3 separate regions of the Mus musculus genome follow, and all the other regions are linked to region 3. A link is a loop called in an ENCODE intact Hi-C map of the cell type or tissue named here. Cell type or tissue: left cerebral cortex. All regions are shown on one strand. Each heading gives the region's core, and the rest is flanking DNA. Links, peaks and the distances in the headings are about the cores only. Region 1 has its middle 31 kb from the start of Gm51973. Region 2 has its middle 19 kb from the start of Frmd6. Region 3 has its middle 18 kb from the start of Gm32322.

The links. Peaks named below come from ENCODE experiments on the same cell type or tissue, not always from the same donor. Only the 100,000 strongest peaks of a DNase experiment are listed, where the experiment ranks them.
Region 1: a loop joins it to region 3, with 2.1 times the contacts of the local background. A loop is called at or near these places in 4 of 42 quality-filtered maps.
Region 2: it touches region 3 in a loop (2.4-fold over the local background); 5 of 42 quality-filtered maps call a loop at or near these places.

The regions. Positions count from the first base shown.
Region 1 is chr12:70,775,218-70,781,224 of GRCm38, reverse strand. No RefSeq gene overlaps it. Among named protein-coding and RNA genes, the nearest start is that of Gm51973, 31 kb to the right of the region's middle. In left cerebral cortex, for the core only: a CTCF peak has its summit at 2,842; DNase peaks (open chromatin) are centred at 2,691, 3,196, 3,495, 4,320 and 1 more place; H3K4me3 peaks cover 314 bases; H3K27ac peaks cover 2,000 bases.
Region 2 is chr12:70,803,903-70,809,909 of GRCm38, reverse strand. No RefSeq gene overlaps it. Among named protein-coding and RNA genes, the nearest start is that of Frmd6, 19 kb to the left of the region's middle. In left cerebral cortex, for the core only: no CTCF peak of the experiment used is centred there; DNase peaks (open chromatin) are centred at 1,738 and 3,321.
Region 3 is chr12:70,708,624-70,714,630 of GRCm38, reverse strand. No RefSeq gene overlaps it. Among named protein-coding and RNA genes, the nearest start is that of Gm32322, 18 kb to the right of the region's middle. In left cerebral cortex, for the core only: no CTCF peak of the experiment used is centred there; DNase peaks (open chromatin) are centred at 2,134, 3,154 and 3,338; H3K27ac peaks cover 2,189 bases.

The DNA.
Region 1 (6,007 bases), core at 641-5,640, 67 kb before region 3:
CATTCATTAGGGTTCTCCGTCATGACTTTATGATTTCCCTAAAACATCCTCTTGTCTGGCATGCTGTCACCTTGGGAATTAAAATTTCAACACATGAATATGCTTTGTGATGGGACACAAAAATTTATATTACCAAACTGATAGAGGATTCCATATCTATCAACTGTTTTGATACACCATACTTTATACCATATGATTAGACATGTAGTTTTGTTCTGTGTGTATAGTAACAGAGGATGAACAGCTCTTTAAATATTTCTACACTTTAATACTCTGAAAAGGAAGAAATATTATGTGCTAAGTGATATTTATGAATGTTATAAAGGCTGTTCAACTGAATGTGTTAAAACTGAAAAGAAATAATACTTTGCCATACTCCAGGAGTTGATGGAATTTTTTTTTGAAAAGGGAAGGTATTTCAGTATTTACAAATAAGATCTCTGATAAAACTGTTCAAGTCTACCATCATAGCACAAAATCTGCCGTAGAAAAGACATACATGAACCAGGGAGACTGTCTCAATAAAACTTTATTTATAAACACTGAAACTGAATTCCATAAAGTTCTTATATATGTCATAGAATAATATTCTTCTTTTAGTTTTTTCAATCATTCAAAGACTGCAAAAAGTCCTCTTTATGTGTGGATCACTATAGCAAGTGGCCCACTCATACTGCAAATTATCCATTCATACTAATGAGGTAATAATATACCTGTATCTAGCCACAGACCAAGCCACAGAGTTAGTAAGGATTCTCTCTTCATCGTTCTTTGTTCTGGACTTGACACCCTACACCCACACCCACTCACGTCCACACCTACTGTCCCCAAGCCTTTCCATAGTAGGTGGGTCATCCTTCCCAGGTTCCCAGGTTCAAAAATTGTCTAGCATGAAGGCACACACTTGTAGTCTCAGGAGGTTAAAAGCTAACTTGGTCCAACCTGTCCCCTAAGAACCACCTTGCACAGCTGGGAGTGGTAGCACAGGCCTTCAATCTCAGCCTTCAGGAGCAGAGGCAAGAGGACAGCTCTCTGTGACCAGCCTGGTCTACATAAAGTTCTGGGTCAGCCAGAGCTACACAGTGAGATCTTATCCCCAAAGCAAACTAAAATAAAATGACAAACATGACTTTTCTTTTCCTTAGTCAGCTCTGTTTCTTGGAGTATCTAATTATCTTTCAGGAAGTCATTCACATCAAGGAGTGACTGGTAGGGACCAGCTATCGTCTGGGAGTTTCCACTCTAAGAATATGTAGTTATGTAACTAACTGGATGTTGAAGAAGTCCTTTTTGAGCACAGGATATCCAGCTGTTTATCCAGGAAGGTGATTTTGATGCTGTGAGTCTGGTCAAGAAGGTTAAGATAATTCCGCTGCCAACTGTTTAGCCAGGGCAGCAGAGCACTAGTGATATAAAGGAAAGGCCAAGTTCAAATCACAGCTGGGCAGTGGTGGTGCCTGAACTTAATTCCAGCACTCGCAGAGGCAGGGGCAGGTGAATCCTTGTGAGTTGGAGGCCAGCCTGGTCTACAGAGCGAGTTCTAGGACAACCAGAGCTATACAAAGAAACCCTGTATCAAAAAACCAAAACAACAGAGAGAGAGAGGGAGAGAGAGAGAGAGGGAGGGAGGGAGAGAGAGAGAGAGTGTCTGGGACAATTCTCTACACACTGTACCTTGGGGACCTTGGTTTCATATCCCCAACTTAAGTGGTAGCAGACAACATTAAAAAATTGCCAATATTCAACATGCATGGTACCATGTGAACTAGTGGCTATAACCGTGTCCTCTTGTAGAGCTGGCAGGAGTGGATATAGTCTAAGACACTCTTGCTCCCTTCTCTTTGGCTATTAGATTATTGAATCACTGGAATCCAGGATGTTAGACCTTCCCTAGGCATCTCCTGCTGGAGAGGGAAAACCTGAAGCCCAGGGGCCAGCCAGAGGAGGAACTTTTCCCCTGGAGAAAGGTTCACAAGTTGTTAGATGATTACTGGTGAGACGTGAGCTGAGACAGTGGTGGGCGGGGATGGCCTCTGGGCCATGTATATCTCTTGGCTTCTGTTTGAACCTAACTCTCCTGTTGCCCCTCTTCTCAGTGTGGCCACATGCAGAATATCCCCCTTTTCTGCTTTTCATTATTCATGTTTATATAAATTGGGTTATTGAGGTTAGGTGGCTGGATCTGGCTTATTGGGGCACTCTCCTGTGAGCCTAAGTCTGATAACATTGTCCACTTTGCTTAGGCAAGGTGGGGTGATGGGAAAAGGTTTCAGCCATGCCACTGACAGGAAGATTCCGGGATGACTCACTCAGTGGAGGACAGCTGCTGGGGAGGAGAGTGGGAACGGTTTTTCTCTTTACTTTAGTGCTTTTTTGGTGACTAACTTTTCAGAGTCATAAAGTGAGTAAATCATTTCTTCCTTTTCAAAAACATTAGCATATAGAGATAAAGTGAAGTAGACTCCAGTATCGTGGATAATGGCTTTACAACATCCTCAGGGGCCATTGCTTTTATCCAAGTGTCCCTATTTCATGGCTTTACATGTGCATAAATGATCAAAGAAAAATTCTTTTTTTTTCTTCTTTCATTAAGCAGCAACCCAAGCTTGGAGGCAGTTCTCGAACCTTTTAGTAAATTTGCAGAGATTTGTCAGGCTCTGAAGTAAAGATTTGAAACTTCTGCAAGGATGCACTCACCCTTGGGGTTGGGGGTGGGGTGAGCTACCCAAAATGAGGCTGCAAGTTTCCTTCCCAGAAAGACATTTTAAACCCAGGGCAAGAAAATGCCTCTCTAAGTTGTCAGGAAAAGGTAGCCCTGGGGCACCCAGTGCTTCCACCTAGGGGCTTTGAGCCAGATAACTTTCCCCAGCCATGAGATTTCCTTGGGTGTGGGGAGTACTAGGAGTGGGGGTGAAGAGAAGCTTGAAGCTTCACATCTGCGCACCCCAGTTACTTCAGGAAGTCAGGGGTGAAAATACACCTTATCTCTATGTTCTAAAAATGGCTGCCAGATAGCTTTTTCTTTAATCACTCAATTTTCATTTCAAAGCTAAGTGTTAATAGGTCATTACAATAATATGCAAATTACTAACCAGAATACTGGCAACTGCTGCTTCTGCCAGCCCTTGACATTGCTCTCTTCATCTGACCATAGTTCCACTTCAGCTGGCTCTCTGCCTTTGGCCATGGCCAAGGTTTGATGATTCAGAGAAAGGCACACTGCTTAGCTAATTAAAATCTATACTTTTTTTAAATTATTATTTTAAAGCAAAACACTTTTTCCTCCTTATATTGTCAGGCAAGGTTGAATGAATACAACTCTCTTTGTGAAAAAGCTAAAAATAAATTCTGGGCTTAGATGTTATAGATGAAATTGCTGCTTTAAATTCTAAATTGCAGAAAAATAAAGGCTTCCTGGTGAGTTTGTGACTTAGCTGGGGAGGAGTAGGCGCTCTGCTGTTACTGCAGCCCTTGCAAACCGAGCAGAGCATGGGGGCTTGAGGAAGACCCAGAGCCCTTGTGCTAAAGAGCAACAGAAAGCTATGCTGCCTTCGGGGATTGTAATTCTACATCTATCCCAGCCTTCCCTACCCTGCCTGCACCACCCTGCAAGAGTCAAATGGATTTCTTTAGTCAATGGCAAGGGAGTATTGTGATTCCTGTTGATAAGTAAAGTATGTGCCAGTTCCTCGTGTTCTTCTGAAATACGGTACAAAATGGAGAAAAAGAAGTCAAGCCCCCAAGATTCTGCACATCTTTGCTGCCGACTGTAGTAATTGTCTGGGTCCAGGGCATCAATTCCCCTTGGTAATTCAAAGGAGGGCTTTCTGAAAGGGGGAAGAGAAGCAAATGTGTTTTCTTTTTTTGTAGTTTTTGGGGAGAAATCAGAATGTTGTAATTAAAACTTAGAAAATCAACAGTGTGACTTTGGATTTATAAAGTTCAAGTTTGTGATTTCAAGCTTTCTGCTAACTCTGTAGGAGCCTGAATTAGATGGCTGGAGATTGGTCGCTGATCCGAGAAAGGTAGAGATTACCGGTTCTCCATCCCAACCTGGGAGGACCTGGGGCCTTGGTCTGACATCACACCACTCAGAGGTTAGATTAGTTTTCAGAGGGCACGGAGGGCAGAGAAGTCAGAGGATCTCAAAAACATTTGCTTCTGCATTTAAGGAAAATAATTTACCCTGGGAAGTTGTCATCATTCAGGACCTGACCACTGGGTCAAGCCAGAGTGGCGGAGGAGGCTGTACTGCCTCGGAGAAGTGGCAGGGTGCCAAAGGGGCTGCCAGAGCCTGACTCGAACGCTGTGCCCACATAGCCCACCCACTGCATCTGGGTTGTTCTTAGGGCGCTTGCGCACTAACTATGCAGGGTCTAGGTTTGGCTCTGGGGCCGTGCTCTCGCTGTCTACAGTTGCTGACATGATTTCTGTCTGGGGTCTGTGTGCTCGCTGTCTACAGTTGCTGATGGGATTGCTGGCTGGGGTCTGTGCGCTCGCTGTCTACAGTTGCTGACGGGATTTCTGGCTGGGGTCTGCTGTTTTGGTTTGCTCAGCTGATTGCTTTCCTCTATATCACAAAGCTATTTTCTCTCATCTCTCTTTTTAATGTGTTCATTGCCAAGGATCGAAAATGGGAGCATTTTCTGCTGGAGAGAAAGCCTTGGAGCTATAAAATGGCTTCTTGTTCTTTCTTCAAATTCCATATGAAAAACAAACAAAACAAACAAACAAAGTCGGGAGAAGGCGGCAGCTATCTGCTTCCAGAGTCAGCTCTGTTCCCAGGCCTGTTTCTTCCTACACTCCAGCAATGTTTCCAGGACCAGATTACAGCTGGTCCCCATGCTGGGCTAGCCCAGAGAATGCTAGCGGACCTGGGAACTGTGTACTTAGAAGCAGAGCTTCTTAGAAACTTGTTTTAGCATTTCTTCTCTCATTAATCTTTCTGATGTACATCTTACTGTATGCATAGAATGTTCTAAGTAGCCCCCATTCCAGAGTTCATCTACTCCTTACACAATCCTCTAAATTAACCCTTTATCACCATTGTACAGACCAGGAAAAGGCACAGAGAAACCCAGCCATTGTCCAACGCAACCCCACAGCATGGGGAATGCTGTCTTTCCTTTGTATGACTCCTGTATTCCAGCCAAACATGAGCCCTAGTTCTTCTGTCCCACGCCTGTGCTCATATCTTTTCTCTGTGCTGGTAAGTCCTTTTGTTAGTTCTATATTGTCTGAATGCTATGTAACTTTTCATGGTCAGAGGCAGACACTGCCTCCCCCAGATAGCCTCTACTGATTGCCTTCAGCCAGAGTCATTCTCCTTATCCTAAAATGGCAAAGCACCCAGTTTACCGTGGAGCTCAGGGCTACATTCTTCCCTAGAGTCTAGTGCTGTGCGCATGCGCAAACCTGATCTTTGTAAACACAAGCTAAACTTTCCCTGAAGGCTCTGTGCCTTCGACCTCACCCACCTCCCTCCGTACCTGGCTGAGGCCTTGGACTTTTAGACAGTTCCTGTTGCTGAATTTATCACATGACAGGCACCTACACACCGTAAGGCGATTCTTCCCCTTGAGCAACGGAGTTTGATACACATTGCAATTAGGCTCTTATAAAAATGCTTATTATGAAATAAATATATTTCTATATCTTAGTCAGAAACTACCATTTTTCCCAAGGGGCAAGGCACTGTGTACTGTGCAACAAATCTAACCTGAGTAGCTCAAGTGTAGGATGTGACGGTCATAACAGGGCATTGCTTCTTTGTTTCTTCTTTTGGAGAAAGGGTCTCTCTGTGTGTATGCCTGGCGGTTCTGCAACTTGTTACTTAGCCTGGAACTCCGAGATCCACCTGCCTCTGCCTTCCCACATACTGAGATTAAAGGCATGCCCCACAGAACCAGAGTTCTCGAATTCTCTTTTGTGAAACAAGGGATTTCTGTTGGGCTGTCGGTGTCCCTTCCCACTGCCCTTTCTGGACCTGTGAACTTTTGCACAGGAG
Region 2 (6,007 bases), core at 441-5,440, 96 kb before region 3:
GTGTGGGAAAACTAAAGCAGCCCACATACATATATTAAATAATAGTAAGCATAGAGGCACTAGGCTGCAGTGTTAGCTCTTGCAATCTACTTTGCACTGGCCATACAAGCTGCCGTGCTTAGGCAAGCTCTCTTTGTTTCATTTGGGCTTTCTTCTTGGGGACAGTGTGGGCTGCACTCAGGGTCCCATGCAACCCAACCTCTAAGTCTTCTGCTCTGACATTTCATACACATGAGGACACAGAGGTGACACAGAGAGGACACAGAGTTTTAAGACTACAGAGGTTTGAACTCATAGCGCAGACTACAGGTGCCGACTTTCTCCGTCCATCCAACAATCGTTTATAAACATAAAGCAGGTGTGGAGGGGGAGAAGGCATTCAAGATACTGCTTCCGAAAGTCATTCTGCACATGGACTACCTAGCCACTTTGCTGTTAGTTCCCAGCCTTTCCGTTCCTTCTCAGGACCTTGGTTTTTAGGTCCAGATGTGAAAATTGATTAGAGTTATTATCCGTACCATTTGATTTACCATGCTCTACTTGTAAAAACACAGCATTGGTTTTTTTTATTATTATTATAATTCTATGGTTACCTTCTAATTAAGGCAGATAATTACTCACTTTCTCATTTTTTAATTCAAAGATGTGCAGCTGTGTTTGTAGTACAAACAGCAAACATATCGGAAGTAATCATCGGGAAGAGGCTGTGTTAGTGACTTGTTTAGTGAGATGGTTGATCTTCGAGCCGGCATCTGCAGCCTGCCTCACTCTGCACATCTGTGCAATAGATGGGCTTCTTGTTGCACCGTGGCTAGCTCACACACTGACATCACTGCTTTGTAGGCTCTTGATGTGGGCCCAGACTGTGATGGTCAGATAAGGTATATATAGCCTGTAACAGGCTGGACGAAACCAGTGCCTCAGCTTCCCCAACCAGAAAACCATGAAGTGTGGAGAGACAGAGAATGAGAATCAGTAGACTCCCTCCCAGCCCAAGCACCGGTCAAGTTTATTTCCTAGATTTGGAGCTAAATAAATCAGCATTTATAAATTTATCATCGAGTCTGGAGACATGGTTTGATGCTGCTCAAGAATGTGTTCTGTTTGGTACTCAACAAAGAATTCACTCAGTGTTTCTCAAACTTATAAAGGAGTTGGGGTTGCTCAGCCCATAAGATCCTCTCTTGGGACACAGTTTGGGGGCAGTTTGATCTATGCCACATCACTACCTTTATTAACCTCACAATAACAACTGTTTTAGCAGAACAACTTGAAGTTTCTCTTCAGTCCTTCCCCTCACTCTTAGGCCCCAGTGTTAGCTAGTAGCTTTGTCCAATTATTCCTCTTAGAAGGTAAGTGCTATTAAGTATACAAGATGAGCCAAGCTACAAGACTCTGCCAGAGTTGGGACTTAAACATAAAGTCCTACAATTTAAAGACTTTAATTGTTAAACACACAAATAATCCTCAATTACCGGAATCTGCGTTGGCCGTAATATCAAGAAAAAGTTACTTCCTAGTATATTACTCATATTCTTCTTCATATTCATCTTCTGTCCCTTCTCTCACAATCCCAAACTAAGCATGAACAGCCCCCGACTTGATTCTGTAAGGAATAGGGGAGCCAATCAAACCAGAGAGCCTACGGAGAGTGCCTTCGCCCCAGAGAGGCCACATAACTTCTTCCACGCACACCATCCCTTCCTAGAGCCACCACAGAGATGCCAGGTGGTGGTGGGTGGCAGTGACATCAGTAAAAGTTCTTCCTACCCGAGGGAAGCAGAACTATTACTCAAAAAAAAAAAAAAAAAAGTACCAGTTTAATTCTGGAGCCTCTTGGTTTCTCACCTTGGGTGGTAAAAATGGCTCTACGGCTTTTCTCCTGCACTAACTGGGCAATGAAAATGTCTTCACAAGCAGAAATCCCACTCCTCCACATTCCCCCCCCCCCCCAGAGCCTCCAGCTGGACTCTCCGTCCTGGGGGCTTGAACTCTGCATCACGTTCGACATCAGAGAGTGGAAGTGAGAAATCCCGCACCACAAGATAACTGCTGTCTATGGGAGGGATGATAATAGGCAATTGAGAAGCCCAGAGCAGAGTTCCCTCAGTTGACATTTACATGTGCTTTCCATTAAAGTCCCCCTGATCCTTAAGATTGTCCTGCTCTGTTTGTTTGTTCTTGGCATAGTGAATTCCAGCTTGGAACTAAATGCTGTAGGATTGAATCTCAGCTTCCCTCGCTATCTGTGTGACCTTTTGTGATTTAGCTGACCTCTCTGTGCCTGGGTTCCTTCACTTGGAAAATGATGATTATAACAACACTCTCTTAGGGATTATAAGTTTTGTGTTGTGGAATGTGGAAATGTTCATCTCCGACTTTCATCCAATCTCATCATCTGAGAAGAAAATCAAGAACAGACTATTTCCTTGATTCTGTTTTCTTTGAAATAACAACACGGGCTGTAAGAATCTTATGTTGGTGTGTAGAAACAGAGCAGGCCTTCCATAGAGAAGCAACTGACCAGACTGCAGGGGGAAGAACCTGCCTCCAGCGTCTCCTGTCCCCCTTAGTCTCTGATTAAGCACACTTTTTTAACCTGTGTGGTGTCATGTTGATGAATGGCTGTGTGCCACTGTACAGGCTTGCGATCCCACAGGGTGAGTATCATTAAAAAGACAGACACAAAGACTTGCAAGGCTATGGAGCATCTAGAACCCTCCTCATACCAGACTAGCAGGAAATCAAGTTAAACCTATGATATCATCCAGCCAAAGCCTGCCTGTCTGTCTGTCTGTCTGTCTCTCCCTTCTTCCCTCCCTCCCTCCTTCTCTCTCTCTTTCTCTCTCTTTCTCTTCCTTCCTTTCTTTCTCTCTTCCTCTCTTTCTCTTTCTCTCTCTCTTTCTTTCTTTCTATTTTTTTTGAGACAGGGTTTTTCTGTGTAGCCCCAGCTATCCTGAACTACCTCTGTAGACCAGGCTGGCCTTGAACCCAGAGATCTGCCTGCCTCTGCCCATGGAGCACAGTGATTAAAGGCATGCTCCACCACCACCCAGCTTGTGTGAGTATTCTTAGGGGCATCATTAACAATGCCAGTTGGAAAGGGAAGTCTACTCAGAATAAAAAGAGCACATAGCTGACACTATGAATGAACTTTAAAGCTGCTGTACTCAGTACAAGAAGGGAGAAATAAATGACAGAACACGAGTTCATGAAACCGGAATGGAAACAGAGTATATTAGAGTCTGCCACGGCTTTCAGTAAGAGACAGGACTGACTAGAACACAGTCATGGGGCACATCTGCAGGATATTGGAGTTGTTCCCAAACTGGATTGTGGTGGTAATTATACAACTCTAAGAAGTTTCTAGAACATTGCCTTGTGTAAATGTATGATGTTACAATTATACTTCCAGTTGCTCAGAATGTCTTATGCGCTTATCATTCATAACGTCCTCCTTATCAGTTGTATCTGTCATCCGAGCAGTGAGCGAGCTCACCATCATCTTGTCTTCCTAGAAGTGGACACTCTCCATCTTCCAGTTACTTTCTAGCTCTGCAGGTAATGACTCACGGGCTGCAGCCTTTAAACTGAGTTAAGCCCAGAGCGGCAAGAGAAACAGAGACAGAGTTGAGTGATAACTAAGCTCAAAAGAAAGGACACAGGGAGCAGAGAGCTGCCAGAGCCACTCCTGGTCTTTAACATCAGTCTGGAGATGGCAGAGCAGGTGCCACCTGGCCTGCTTTTTGAGTCCCGGTACCCACCATGTCTAGATGGCACTTCCTATCTTGGCCTTACAGCCTCTCTCTGTCCCCTCCTACCTTTGATTTGCTTTGCTTTGCAATGATCCTCTACGGTCCAGGCTTTTTCATCTGCTGCTCCTCAGACACCCGTGCACAGGAGTGTCTTATCTGGAGAGACCTTCTCATGTGGCTTAGTTTCTCTGTGCCACATCTGAAGCTTATGAAATGTCTTTCTAGGCCTTACAAATACACCTAAGCTGGGAGCTGGGACTATTCATTTGTGATGAATGTTACAGCAGGAAATAAATGTGGTTGAGAGTCTCAAAGAATAGTGAATGGAATCTAGCAAAGGACTCGACTTTGGTCATGCCTTCTTAGGACTTTATCCAGTCTCAGTTTCTTGTTTCTGTCTTTTGGAGGCAAGGTCTCACTGTGTAGCTCCAGCTACCTTGGAACTCACAGAAGAGATCTTCCTGCCTCTGCCTCCCGAATGTCAGGATTAAAGGCACAGGCTACCAGGCCCCACCAGTCTCAGTTCTTCCAAGTACAATTGTTAAGAGATCCTGAGTGCTGGGCATGGTGGCACACGCTTTAATCCCAGCACTCCGGAGGCAGAGGCAGGTGGATTTCTGAGTTCGAGGCCAGCCTGGACTACAAAAGTGAGTTCCAGGACAGCCAGGGCTATATAGAGAAACCCTGTCTCAAAAACAAAACAAAACAAAACAAAACAAAACCAAAAAACAAAAAAACTCCAAAAACCAAAACTAAACCAAACCAAACAAAACAAAAAAACAAAAACAAAAAACAACAAAAAAAAGAGAGATCCTGAGCTCTGTGTGGTGCAGATAGATCCACACAGTACTGAGGGTGCAGGGTGTGTTGTTTGTTTGTTTGCTGTGCTGGCCCTTGAAGTCAAGGCCTTGTATATATGAAGCAAGTGCTCTACTGCTGAGCTACACCCAGCCCACGTGGGTATAGTTCCAAAGACAAGAAGAATAGTCAGAGAGTGTGTGAGTCATCTAAACATCAGCCCATTTGGCATACAAATGCAGCCTACTTAAAGTTGAAAAGGTCCCGCAAGCCTACCTGGGATAATTGGGATTTTGAACTATGTGAGCCTTTTACCATAAGGAGCTTATAGTACTTTGAAAATTATAGTTGATAATTATCAAGCAGTCATGATGGCCCCAGACCTTGCTTAATCTTCACCAAACCCTACATAGTGTGTACAGCAATTATCCCCATTTTTGTAGATGTGAGAAACGAGACCTCACAAGGGTTCTCTGCTCGGGGTGGTAGCTGATAGCACAAGCAGGATTCAAGCCCAGTTCTTTCTGACCCTTAAACCATTGTCCTTTGTCACTCACTGCCTGGTGCATCCAACTAAACCTCACAGTGGTAAATGTCTTACAAAAGAGTTACTCTCATTGGAGATGGGAGGCCAGGAGAGGACAAAGGAATGTATCCCTTAGAGAAGAGTGGGGAGCAAGGTTCTTTGTAGATCTCTGTCCTTGGCTACATCCTTCTCCCAGCCCCCACCCCATATTAGCTTGTCACCCATTGATCACCAGCTCACCAGACTCTCTGAACCAACACACTCACCCAGCTCTCAGCTGTAGGTCATCAAGTCAACCGGAATAGTTCAGACTTTGCCTTTGCTGGAAATCACTGGTGCAATTGAAAAGAAAAAGACCATTTTTGTGCAGGATATCGGGTAACTGGAACTAGTAAAGAAACAGCTTTGTTCGGCTTACATTTAATGCAAAGATCTATCCCACTGCAGAAGGATAAAAGATTGGAGGTAAAGACGATTATCACCCAGCGCATCTCTGCATAGATTCTAATTAACCAAAACTGGTCATGTGACTCAAGGTAAATTGTTACATGGCAAATTCCTTTAATATCTCCCCTTGATGTGTCTTAGAGTTTGTTTTAATTTAACATCATACCAGAGTAGCCTGGGGAGAATGATAAATCCTGACAGTGAGTGAGTGATTGGCAGAATAAGTTTCCTGGAAACCTTTCCTTATGAAGATGTGCCTGGTGCTACAGTCACTGCAGAAAACTCTCATCCAGATCTTAATGATGAAGGGAAAAAGTCACACAGGCAAACCTGCCACCAACTGCAGTCCTTCCTGTTTCCCCTCCTCTCTTCTCCTGAGTTCAAATAACGTTACTCATAATTTTTATTTCCCTGGATAAGAAATACCTCAACACTATATTAATCTATTTGGCAAGCTAATACACAAGAGGGTACTTTTCTT
Region 3 (6,007 bases), core at 729-5,728:
AGAATGTGTAAGAGGCACCTCACAGTACCCTCCAGAGCTTCTGCTTCTTAGCTTGCGAAGCTGCTGAGGACTTTAAATGACATTTCTGCAGGGCCTGGTTACATAAGTGTGCTTTCGGTCTCCCCACTCAAAACTCTTCCCACGCAACACCCGACGTCACAGTTCTGTTCCCTGGTCAAGGTTAATCTCTCCCCGAGCCCTTTCTTCTCATTTGCTTTCAGCATTTTTTCCCCCTTTCTATTGCTCTTTTCTTCTCAGCCAAAAACCAGGCACACGTTTCCGCATCTTAATAATGGGTCTCGCCTGGCCTCTGGGATCGCTGAGAAAACAATTCCCTCCTGCCTTCTCCTTTCATCCTCTCCCCGTGTTAGTCATCAGGGCCACCCTTGGAGAAGTTCATCCATTTCACTGAGGGGAAAATGATACCTCTACCTCGAAGTGAGCTTCCGGTCTTCTCCCTGGCTCCTCAGACCATGCTCACTGAATCCGTGTGGAACCAAAATAGCACCTGGGTGACTGGGAACGCTCCCACAGCCGAGGAAGCTAAGGCAGCAGATTCAGGTCTAGCTAAGTTTGTAACAAACTTAGCAAGGACGTCGTCCTGACTCAGAGTTCTGCTCCATTTAGAGGCAAACTTGATCGGAAGCGACTGGAAATGTGCCCAGAAATCCTCAGAAACCCGAGGTTCAAGGCACTGTACACAGCACTACTGACCTTAGAACAGTTTGCTGAAGTCGTTTTTCTCCGTTTAAGTAGAGAGATATTTTGACATCAATAAGCAAAAAACCACAACCACAACTCAACCCAACCCAACCCAAACAACAACACCCTCCCCCTTCCAACCCCCAATCTCCTCCACCAAAACCAAGCCAGCACCAACAGCCTCATCAGGTAACTTTGACCGGACACACATTGCTGACAGGGTAGGAGGGCGAGCACTGCGTTTACAAACTTCCCCTTTCATTTTTGTTCCAGTATAAACACGTGTCGTCTCCTCTGACAAAGCATTTCAGAACATACACACAGTAAGCTATGTGTTTTCATTTTGAAATCAATTTTCTTGGATTTTTTTTTTTTTAATTGATGGTAAAATAATGACTTGACTTATTTACTCACAGGATTTGTTCCTGACTGGTGACCTACCTCCCCTAAGTGACTGAAGTGCTGTGGACATTTGCACCCTTTGGTTTAGAGGAAGGGAAAACCTAATTTACATCATCTTATTTAAACACTCTGTCCTTTCAGCTAAGCTGCACTCTGATCCAGGCCTCGTGCTAGGCTAGGTGATGGAGACTCCCGAGCTAGAACAGAGATGCCTACATAGCAGTGTTTCAGTCTCACAGTACATTACTCTGTGTGTCTAAAGGTCTCAGCACACCCAGCAGCAAAGCTCAATTCATACAGGAAGCCTAAGCCTAGTTCAATATGATAATATCCCCAAATGTAAATGGATCTCCTCTGTTGGCCAGGCCGCAGACTGTGGAGTCCCAGATGGGGTGGATGGTCCATCCCACATCAGGAGTAGCTGCAGCCCATCTCAGCCTGGGCTCATTCCTCCCTCTCCTGTCTATCACCCCCAGTCTCCCTCCTGATGTTCTAGGCTTTATCCTGCCCTCTGAACACCAGAGTTGAAGCTAAAGGAAATTCCAACTCAGAACAAAACAAAACACCGGCTGCTGCTTCTGAGATTTATGAAGAACCCCGGGTGAGAGAGCAGTAGTTGGAAGGCTCTAGACACTCGTTGAGAGGAGCCAGCACACAAAGTGTCTTCTGCCGCAGGGTTCCAAGGGAATATTTTTCTTTCTACTCACTGCAACAGCTGGTCAGGAATTTCCCTATTTGTTAGGGAAAAGGAATTTGGCAAGGAAAATCCTGCATCTCTTCCCTTCCCCCCAGCAGAAGTCAGCTGTACCTCAGGACAGGTAAAAAAGCAAAGGAGTCAGACAGTTTATTCACTTACAAATGATTCAGGGAACTGAAATTTTCTTTCTGACTTTCCTACCCCCAGGCAGGGAGTTTTGGTAGAGAAACAACCACAGAAGAGTTAACTGGCCTGGATCTCTGTGCCTCTGCTCTCCCAAGATGATCACATTCCATTCTGGAATGCAATGCTGCCGAAGGAGGCCAGATTGGTTCTGTAGGTGGTATGTGCCCCACCTACACACACCCTAGAGTTCTTAGCAAGAGCTGTTTTCCCCAAGTGTTAACTGCTCTTTCTTTCATCCAAAGAATGATTTGTTGAGTGCTCTTCATGCTGGGTATTTTGCAGGTGGCAAACCTTATATTATATAAGGAAATTATAGTGGGCAAAGACTCATAGATGCAACCTTAGTCAATGGGTAGTGCAAATGAGGGACTACGGGGAGGTAAACCAATAGAGACTCAGTATTGCAGCTGCCCCAAACCCAGGACACATAGACTGGCATAGTGGCAGCCCATGTGCTCGAGCCAAAGGATGAGCCAGAAGATCACACATGAGAGGTGAAATCCAGACAGAGGGAGCAGCATCGGCAAAATGCAGTGACAACAGCAGCTTAGCTGATAGAGAAGAATAGAGGGGAAGACAAGTCAGAGATGTGGGGCAGGGGGATGCAGTGTGAGGAGGGAGATAGGAGGAGGGAGAAAGAAAGAGAAGAGGGAGAGTAGTAAGTAATGGGGAGGGGAAGGAAAGAAGGAGAAAGAGGGAAAGAGAATGGGAGGGAGTGAGAAAGGAGGGAAGAAGAGTATGGAGAATAAGAGAGAGAGGGAAGGTAGAGGAGGACAAGAAGGACACACGAGGGAATGATCAATGTATACATGTCAACTTTACATTGCTGTGTACTAGCAGTACAATGTACAAATCCAGTAGCAACGAACATTAAAAAATTATAAAACAATTTCATTTATAACAGCATCAAGAAAGAACAAAACACTCATCAGGAGCGAATTTAACCACAGAAATTCAAGTTTAGGATGTTGAAAATAACAGGACACCATTGAAAGAATTTTCAGATATCTAAATGAAGCAGCTGGTGTTGGGGAACTGGAAGCTATAAGATGTGTTATTCAGAGACCATGTTTTAAGTCACCCCACCAACATCCCAAATTAGTTCTTTGTAGAAATTCCCAGATACACACGGAAACCCACAGGACTTAGCCAAAATGGCGTGGGAAACGAAAAATGAAGAAGACACACTTCCCAAGTTTAGAACTTAGCAAGAAGCGGCAGGAATCAAGGCACTGTGCTACGGGTAGACACATAGATCAATCAGACAGCACTGACAGGTCAGGAGGAGACAGGGCCTTTCTAATTTACAAAGGAGTTTTTCCTACAAAGGAGTTTCTGATGACAGTGCTGAGACAGACTGAAGAATAGATTTCCTGTAACAGTGCCAGCACGCCTGGGTATCCACATGCAAGAGGCTGAAACGGCTCCTCTCCTTCACATCACAATGGGGAATCATCTCAAACTATAAAGAGCCACTCTAAGTGCAATAGCCAAGACTTTCAGAAGAGAAATGCTTGACCTTGGGACAGGCAATGGCTTCTTAGCAATGACAAGAAGACAAAAACAGGAAGTTGAATGTTATCAGAACTCGGTACTTCAAATCACACACTCAAAAAGTGAAAAACAAAACAGAGAGAGAAAAATAAAAAAACCCAAAAACATTCCATAGGACAGGAGAGGATATTCTCAGATCAGAAGGCAGCCCAGAGACAAATGTAGAGCACAGATTAAATACAATTAAAGAAAAAAAAATAGATGCCTGGAGAGATGACTCAGCAGTGAAGAGCATTGGCTGCTCTTCTAGAGGTCCTGAGTTCAATTCCCAGCAACCATATGGTGGCCCACAACTGCCTGTAACAGTATCCAATGCCCTCTTCTAGTGTATCTGGAGAGAGCAAAGGTGTACTCATATACATAAAATAAATAATAAATCTTTCAAAAAAGCAAAAAAATAAGTATGCAAAGCTCACAAGCAGAAACAGACAGACTGCCCTTTGCTCTTTGCAAGAGGTAGCGCACAGTGGATCATCAACCCAAAATGTCAAGGCCTTAAGTATAAAACTCCAGAATGATAACGGAAAAGCGAGATGACCGTAGGTTCAATATCAAAGGCACAATCCGAGAAAGGAGTAGTTGATACCCTGGATCCCACAGAGATCAACACTTCTGCTCTGTAAAACACACTGTCAAAGGAGAAGACAAGCCACGGACTGGAAGAAAGTATTTACAGATGGCGTCTCCATATCTGATAAATGATTTACCCAGAATACACCAGGAACTCTCACAACAAGAAGTGAACAGCCTGGTTTTAAAAATGGGCAAAGAGCTGAGCCAGACTCCTCAGCCTGAGAAGATATAAATGGTAGATAAATGATATTTGATCTCATGCCGTTGAGGAACTGTCAATTAAAGCAACAGTGATATCACACTGAAGACTCACAATGGCCAAGATCCAAAATGACAGAAATTACCGATGAAGCCATGAAGCCCTGGGAACTCTCATGGCTGAGGGTTGGACATGAGTTGGGTGGGGTAGCGGGCTTGGGGGTTGTGGGCAGGACAGTGCAAAATCCTGCCACCACTTTGGAAGACCTTTTTAACACAGTCATATCATGCACCCAGCAAGCATAGTCCCTGATGTTCATCCAAAGGAACTGACACCATGTCTGCGTAAATACTTGAACAAAACCAGGTGGTGGTAGTGGTGCACACCCTTAGTCCCAACACTCAGGAGGCAGAGACTGTTAGATTTCTGAGGCCAGACTGGTCTACAGAGTGAGTTTAGGATAGCCAGAGCTACGCAGAGAAACCTTGCCTCAAAAAACCAAAACCAAAACCAACCAACCAACCAACCAACCAACCAACCAACCAACCAAACAAACAAACAAACAAACAACTCCTATCTCCCCCGTATCCCCCCATGCCCTGACAAAACCCAAAACAAAACAAAACAAAACAAAAACAAAGATACCCTTCAGCAGGTGAGTAGATAAACTGTGGTATATTAACATAAAGGGTATTATTATTCAGCACTAACAATAAACGAACTATTGATACCCAAAAAGACATGGAGAGAATTTAATTGTATATTCAGATCTAAGGAGGTCAATCTGAATACGTTAGGTACCATATGTGGGAAATTCAAACTACAGAGGTAGAGGAAAGATCAGAGATTGGGGAAGAGAGGAATGGACAGGTGAAACAGGGCTTTTAGGGCAGTGAAATGCTATGTATGATGCTATGAGAACTGATACTGGTAAACTCTTGGGGACTTTTGATAGTAATCTCTCAGTGTAGGCTACTGGTTCCAACAAATGTTTCACTGTTTTGGGGGCAATTGGTAGTAGTGGTGCTGTGCATCTGTGGGCACAAGGAAAATGTATACCTCGTCTCAATTTTGCTGTGAACTTAAAGTTGTTCTCAAAACTAGTCTATTTTAAGACACAATTTCCCCCCAGCACAACAAACCATTATTTATATCATAGCATCAGGTACAGTGCTCTCCCCAGAATTTTCTAGGTCAGTTTATGAATGATCAAAGTCATAAAGTAAAATACCTTTTCTAAACACTTACAAAATATGGACCAAAGGGGCTCAGAAGGTGATTCAATGGGTAAGTGTGCCTACCATGCAAACAAGAGGACCTGAGTTCAAATCCCCAGAGCCCTTGTAAATCTGGGTACTTCATGCACATTGTAATTCCAGGGCTCCTACAGTGAGAGACGTTTCCCGAGCAGCTCATCGACTGTACACAGTAGTGACTAATAAAATGACCCTATCTCAAAGAAGATAGGTCAGTACCTAAGGTGGTCCTCTGACTGCCACATGAAAGCCTCCGTCCCCCTTCCCTCCCCCCCCCCCCCCCGCGAAACGATTGACTACATATAAAGATGAAGCATTTGAGTACAACCTTTTTCGAAATGAGATATACATCATATGGTGCCCAGTGCCATCCATGCTGGTGGAAATGCAAATCGAAACTACAACGAGCTACCTACAGCTCTGCATCCATCAGATTGC